Linked DNA regions of Homo sapiens: regions 1 and 3 are each linked to region 2. Evidence: read pairs that join two places in POLR2A ChIA-PET (ENCODE). Cell type or tissue: OCI-LY7. All regions are shown on one strand.

The links. Peaks named below come from ENCODE experiments on the same cell type or tissue, not always from the same donor. Only the 100,000 strongest peaks of a DNase experiment are listed, where the experiment ranks them.
Region 1: POLR2A ChIA-PET joins it to region 2 with 6 read pairs; 2 of 35 experiments call an interaction of 5 or more read pairs at or near these places.
Region 3: POLR2A ChIA-PET joins it to region 2 with 5 read pairs; 2 of 35 experiments call an interaction of 5 or more read pairs at or near these places.

The regions. Positions count from the first base shown.
Region 1 is chr4:152,599,862-152,602,361 of GRCh38, reverse strand. No RefSeq gene overlaps it. Among named protein-coding and RNA genes, the nearest start is that of MIR4453, 65 kb to the right of the region's middle. In OCI-LY7, no CTCF peak of the experiment used is centred here; no DNase peak of the experiment used is centred here.
Region 2 is chr4:152,463,547-152,466,046 of GRCh38, reverse strand. The region is part of intron 2 of FBXW7 (F-box and WD repeat domain containing 7); the gene reads left to right. Among named protein-coding and RNA genes, the nearest start is that of MIR3140, 25 kb to the left of the region's middle. In OCI-LY7, no CTCF peak of the experiment used is centred here; a DNase peak (open chromatin) is centred at 1,416; H3K4me3 peaks cover 828 bases; H3K27ac peaks cover 1,619 bases.
Region 3 is chr4:152,607,645-152,610,144 of GRCh38, reverse strand. No RefSeq gene overlaps it. Among named protein-coding and RNA genes, the nearest start is that of TMEM154, 71 kb to the left of the region's middle. In OCI-LY7, no CTCF peak of the experiment used is centred here; no DNase peak of the experiment used is centred here.

The sequences.
Region 1 (2,500 bases), 140 kb before region 2:
GGCTGCTGGTGCTGTTCGCCTGCCTGCCCTCGAATTTCTGGTCCTCTACTGAAGGCCAGCCTTTTCCCTGGGATGATCCCCCCAATACACAAACACACACACACACACACACACACACACACCCCATTGAGAAAATTCCTCTCTCTGACCTCAAGAGTGTAGTCTCACCACATGCTCTCAACAGGAGCCCACATCGTGATCCAACACAATAAACCTGGCATCACCCCTGAGACCCTCAGGCCCATCCTTCCTATCTACCATGGAGGAAGCAGTCTCTTACCATCTCATCAGCAAGGTGGTGCTCATCACCTTTCATCCTGTTTTTTGTTTGTTTGTTTGTTTTTTGAGACAGAGTCTTGCTCTGTCACCCAGGCTGGAATGCAGTGGCATGATCTCGGCTCACTATAACCTCCACCTCCTGGGTTCAAGCCATTCTCCTGCCTCAGCCTCCTGAGTAGCTGGGATTACAGGCATGCTAATTACGCGCCTGGCTAATTTTTGTATTTTTAGTAGAGACAAGGTTTCAACATGTTGTCCAGGCTGGTCTCAAACTCCTGACCTCTAGTGATCTGCCAACCTCAGCTTCCCAAAGTGCTGGGATTTACCAGGTTCAGTGTGTTAAGAGGCACGAGCCGCTGTGCCTGGCCCCATTCATCCTCTTGTAGGGATTTGTCAGCGTAGGTTTGTTCATATCTCAATGAGCCATTTCCTCACTGCTATAATGAAAAAGATGTTTCTTTAAAAAGGTGACTAGAGAACAAAAGGAACTAAAATTATTGAGGAGTATTAGGAATGTCCAATTCTTTTTTCATGTATTCATTGCGGTGTGAAGACATAAGGCGTCAGTGGGCTCACGGTGCTATCCAATTAGCCCAAAACACTCAGAAAGTGAACTTGACAATGACACTGGCAGGAAAAAGCTAACACCTGGCTTCCAGGAAGCTGTCCTGAGCATACATGCTTTATTTTATCTTGTCTTCACAGCCAAAAATGTTAGGGCTTGGCGGCACTGCCTTCTAGTTCCTGCCAGTGCCAGTGGCTCCAACAGTTAATGCTAGGGTGTGGCGTGTCAAAATTATTTCAAATTTAGTTACATATCAGTGCTGGTCAAAGGCTGCACAAGCTGCAGAAGTGAAAGTATGTTTTTGTATTTGGGACAACCTGCAATTCACCTTCTTAAACCAGTGCCTATGAGCAACAGAAGTTTTCTGGGGTTTTTTATCCCCCCAGTAGAAACGTATTTCTAATTTTTATTTTCTTTATTTTTAATTTTAATTTTTATTTTTTTGGGGGGTCAGTCTTGCTCTGTTGCCCAGGCTGGAGCACAGTGATGCAATCTCAGCTGACTGCAGCCTCTGCCCCCAGGGTTCAAGTGATTCTCTTGCCTCAGCCTCCCAAGTTGCTGGGGCTACAGGCACACGCCACCACACCTGGCTAATTTTTAAATTTTTAGTAGAGATGGAGTTTCACTATCTTGGCCAGGCTGTTCTCCAACTCCTGACTTCAAGTAATCCACCTGACTTAGCCTCCCAAAGTGCTGGGATTACAGGTGTGAGCCACCTTGCTGGCCCTATTTCTGATTTTTAAAGTAAACACAAGTTATGTGCTGAAAATAATTTTTTTTTTTTTTGAGACAGGGTCTTGTTCTGTCACTCAGGCTGGAGTGCGGTGGCACAAAAATGGCTCACTGCAGCCTCCACCTCCTGGGCTCAAGTGATCCTCCTGCCTCAGCCTCTCCAGTAGCTGGGACCACAGGAATACACCACCATATCTGGCTAATTTTTAAAACAATTTTTTGTAGAGATGTGGTCTCACCATGCTGTCCAGGCTGGCCTCAAACTCCTGGGCTCAAGCCATCCTCCCACCTTGGCCTCCAAAAAGTGCTGGGATTACAGATGTGAGCCACTGCACCTGGCACATTTATCTCTCTTAACCACTTCTGGTTAAAAACAGCAACTTGCTATAGTGATTATGATAGTGTTTTAGGAGCGAGTTCTTCAAATGATAAATATGATATTCCCAAATATGATTACATTTAAATATTACATTAAAAACTCAATTTACCAACAGTTCATGGTCTGAGTTTTTATGAGAGCAATTTTGTTAACTGTAAGGCAGCCTCTTGCAGACTCAAAAAAGATGCTTAGAAAATGAAAGTTATTGATCTTTTAAGTTAAGAAGCAGCAAGGAAACTTAGTGATTCTGGGCCATGCACTGGTGGCTCACACCTGTAATCCCAGCACTTTGGGAAACTGAGACAGGAGAAGCACTTGAGCCCAGGAGTTTGAGACCAGCCTGGGCAACATAATGAGACCCCCCCCCACCACCACAACTCCATCTCATTTAAAAAAAAAAAAGGGAAAAGAAACTTAGTAATTCAACTTCTTATATTATAAATGAGAGGACAAAAGAGGTTTGTTAAGTTTGGAACGATTCATCAAGCTGCAGAAGGGACACTTTTTAGCCCTGTGAATAATTCACATCTGGCCTTGGAGCAACT
Region 2 (2,500 bases):
GGGAATTGACTATTCTTACCTTTCATGTTATTTGACAGTATTCTTTGTCAACTTCAAATAACGGCCTATTTTGATGAGATTTTATAGTGCTAGGATCACTGATATTCTTGTTAGTTGATTTAAAATCATGGTGTTCATTGGCTAACAGTCACTTGAGTGGCTATTAGATGGGTAATATTGTTCTCTTTTTTTTTTTTTTTTTTGAGAAAGAGTCTCACTCTGTCGCCCAGGCTGGAGTGCAGTGGCATGATCTTGGCTCACTGCAACCTCTGCCTCCTGGGTTCAAGCGATTCTCCTGTGTCAGCCTCCTGAGTAGCTGGGATTATAGGCGCATGCCATCATGCCCGGCTAATTTTTGTATTTTTAGTAGAGATGGGGTCTCACCATGTTGGACAGGCTGGTCTCTAACTCCTGACCTCAGGTATCCACCCACTTTGGCCTCCCAAAGTGCTGGGATTGCAGGCATGAGCCACCGCGCCTGGCCAGATGGGTAATATTGTTCTATACATTGATATTCTTATGGTTTATGTTATAGTATTCATGGAAATTTAGCAATGGAAAAGGAAATGAAAAACTTATTAATGATGTTGTTAAATTTTCAATTGTGATGACAGTAAGGAAAAGACATAATTGAGAGCTACCTCCAATTGTTTATATCAAATGTGGTAATTAAGAGGATTTTGGTGACCTATTTATGGCTGAATTAAGGCAAAATAGCTTTTATATCCGATTCTTTCCTCTTCCCTTCTCTTGTTCTGTGTGCTTACTATCATAATAATTGAGTATACATTAATTTTCTTTAAGTATTTATATTTTAAATAAGGTTTTGATGTCAGTAGAGACTTTTTTTTTTCCTTGAAGGTAAGTACCCTTTAAACCACTAATTTGTCACTAGAGTCTATAGTCGCTTCCATATATAATAGGTAGCACAGCTTCTCAGGTCATGTCCTGCTTTGCTGCTCTGCTGACCAATAATACACCTTGGAGATACTGGTTCTGGTTATATGAATAGAACAATTAAATTGTTCTTCATTAGATGGATCTTTGATTACTAATCTTACTCAGAAAGGCTCAACTGGACTTGGATTATTCTAATTGCCAATACTGTTTTTGCACAAATGTCTGCAAATCATTGAACAGTAATACTGACCCCTTTTTCTTCCAATAAAGTTATTGCAGTAATCACATCATTGCAGAGAATATTTCTTAAAAGCTTTTTTCAATATTTACTTCTTTAATGAAAAACTTAATCCAGATTAAGCCACATACATAGACGTCTTGACTTTATTATTTTGAATACCTGAGATTTCCAAAATCTCTTTAACTGTCTTCACACAATTTCTAGTCTGTCATTTTAATTAATTACAACTGTTCATTTCTTCTGCTTTTGTTTCCTCTTCATGTGCTGCCTAGCGTTGCTAGAGTTTCATCAGTTTCCTGCCTTGAGAGGTTTCTAGTACAAATTAACATTTTCCCTTCCTAGTTTATGCAGGTTCCTTCCTGGTAATTTTTATCTTTTTGATCTGTTTCATTCTGCATGTTAGTTATTTGGAACCATTCTACTGTGCTCAAATGAACAGTCCTATCCCTAGTTCTCTTATTCCTTTTTCATTTCATATTTTATACCCTTTTTCCTCAGTCTGTCTTAAAGAATAAAGTGTTTTCATTTCAAAAGCTTATTATCTCTGTTTTTAATCTTAGCCCTTCTTTCCTCTACTATTTTTCTTCCTCTTAATGCTCCATGCTGGGTTCTCTGCCTTATCAGACTTAATCTTGAAAAGTACGTTACTTCCTTCCCATTATCTCCAAGGTTGTTATAGTCCATTCTAGGTGTCTCCAATTTCTCAACTCTTACTCAATTACTTTCTGAAGTTTGACTATTATTTCTACTAGTGTTCAGCTTTCTTAAGTGTAAGTAAACACATTTCTTACTTAACTAGGTAGATAAACATTAGCTGGACGGATCTGGCCGTAAACATGCTATTATTTCCAAGATAAAACTGAGTTCCAAATGGCTAAATCTTTGTCTTTTCACTTTTCATCCATTCCTGTCTTTTTTAGCATTTGTTTTTTTGCTGCTTAACATTCACTTCTCCTTTGTCTTCTGTAATAAACCTTAATGGTTTTTCTCCTCTCTCTGGCTAAATGTTTGTTTTCTTTGTTACTGCTTTCTTCTTTTATATACCACTTATATATAAATTGGGTTGAAGCTTTGCTCTTAGCTCTTTTTCATTACACATCATTTTGAGGAGATGGTCTCGTGTTCATTATGTAGATTATCACAAATTTGATGACTCAGAAATACCACATTTTTCTTAGTGACCTGTTTTACCACTTTCTCAGTCGCCAGGTCCTTAGCACCCCAAAATTGTTATTTCCCAGTGGAAAGTTTGTCTTGTACAATGCTTGCTATATGGTTGGAACTAAGTAAATGCTTTTTGAATCATGAACTAACTCCTTATCTGTCTTTTTTTTTCTTAAGATAATGGTTTTAACTGTC
Region 3 (2,500 bases), 140 kb before region 2:
CTTCCACATCAACAGTTCTCATGCTAAAGTGTGCATAAAAAGCATCTATGAAACTTCTTAAAAATGCGGAGTCCCAGTGCACCCCCTGCCCCAGAGTCTAATTCAGTAGCCCAGGGTTTGGCCCAGGAATCAGCAGTTTTAATGAACACTCCAGATAATTCTCAAGCAGGGAGTCTGACGACCACACTTCGAGAAAAGTCACTTTAAGCTCTTATCCAGCCTCAATATTCTGAGTTTTTCTCTGAAACATATGGCAAATAAATTCTAGAAGAAAGAGGAGGAGGAGAAGAAAATAAGAGAAAACCTTATTATCCCTGAGAAAGAGGTCTGAAGGGCAAATGTTGAGATTAGCGGGGCTGAGCTGTTTGCACTGACCTCTCTCTCTCCTGAGCACCTGAGCACCCCGCTCTCAACCACACATTGGGGAAGCTTGATCAGAGGCTGCCTTCTGTATTATCTGACTGCTCCCTATGAATGAATGTCTTATCTCCTTTAAAGTGTGAGTCTTCCAGCCGCAGGACCTGCTTTGACCTATCGGGCATTTTTAGCAGTCCCTCAACAGTGCCAGCTGAGCCCCCAAAGGCCTGATGAGATAACAACACAAGTGGGGTGATGGCCAACTTTGAGTCCTGGAAGAGGAGCACTTTTCAATTTCCCACCAGAGGGAAAACATCCCTCAAGCATTTCTCCCCTAGTATCCAAGGACAATTACTTTATTTATTTACTTATTTTTAATTTTTAATTTTAATTTAATTTAACTTTTTTTTTTTTGAGATAGAGTCTCGTTCTGTTGCCCAGGCTGGAGTGCAGTGGCACGATCTCGGCTCACTGCAACCTCCACTTCCCGAGTTCAAGAGATTCTCCTGTCTCAGTCTCCTGAGCAGCTGGGACTACAGGCACGCACCATCATGCCCAGCTAATTTTTGTTTTTGTTTTTGTTTTTGTTTTTTTGAGACGAAGTCTCACTCTATCGCCCAGGCTGGAGTGCAGTGGCACCATCTCGGTTCACTGCAACCTCCACCTCCTGGGTTCAAGCAATTCTCTGCCTCAGTCTCCTGAGTAGCTGGGATTACAGGCACCCACCACCATGCTGGGCTAATTTTTTTGTATTTTTAGTAGAGACGGGGTTTCACCATCTTGGCCAGGCTGGTCTTGAACTCCTGACCTCAGGTGATTCGCCCACCTCTGCATCCCAAAGTGGTGGGATTACAGGCACAAGCCTGGCCAAGGACAATTACTTTAAAAGTCCAGCTCTCTTCATTATGGATCTGAGAGGGTGAGACAGGGATGCTTAATTTTCCGTGATGGGGGTCTTCTTACTGCTGGTGAAGTTTAGGGTGATAAGTACAAGTGGGCATTTCTTGGTGTTTAAATCAGGAACTGCCTGATAGGGGAAGCTGAGATAATAACAGTAGGTAAAACTTTGTGCCATTTGTCTTAGTCAGCCTGGGCTGCTATAACAAAATACCATAGACCAGGTGGCTTGTAAATGACAGAAATTTATTTCTCACAGTTCTGGTGGCTGGGAAGTCCAAGATCAAAGTGCCTGCAGATTTCGTATTTGGTGAGGGCCTGTTTCCTTGGCCACAGATGATACCTTCTTGCTGTGTCCTTATATGGTGGAAGGGGCTAGCTAGCCCTCTGGAGTCTTTTTATTTTTATTTTTAGAGATAGGGTCTTGCTGTGTTGCCCAGGGTAGTGTAGAGGTGCAATTATGGCTCACTGCAACCTGAACCTCCCAGCTTCAAGCATTCTTCCCACCTCAGCCTCTGGAGTAGCTGGAACTACAGGCATATGCCACCACACCCAGCTAACTTTTTTTTTTTTTTTGAGACAGAGTGTCACTCTGTTGCCCAGGCTGGAGTACAGTGGCACCATCTCAGCTTACTGCAATCTCCACCTCCAGGGTTCAAGCAATTCTCCTGCCTCAGCCTCCTGTGTAGCTGGGATTACAGGCATGCACCACCATGTCTGGCTAATTTTTGCATTTTTAATAGAGATGGGATTTCACCATGTTGGCCAGGCTGGTCTAGGACTCCTGACCTCAAGTGATCCACCCACCTCAGCCTCCCAAAGCGCAGGGATTACAGGCATGAACCACCTCGCCTGGCCTAACTTTTTTATTTTTTGTAGAGACTGGGTCTCACTATGTTACCTAGGCTAGGCAAACTCCTGGACTCAAGCAATCCTCTGGCCTCAGCCTCTCAAAGTACTGGGATTACAGGCGTGAGTCACTGTGCCCAGCCTGGGGTCTTCTTTCAAAGGGCACTAATCCCATTCATGATGGCCCTGTCCTTATGACCTAATCACCTCCCAAAGATCCCAGCTTCAAATACCATCATCTTGGTGATTAGATTTCAACATATGAATTTTGGGGAAACACAAACATTCAGACCATAACACCAGGTAACGTTCTAAGTAATTTACCTGCATTAACTCATTTAAACCTCACAACAAGCCTATGAGAGAAATACTATTATTATATTCATCTCCCAGAAAC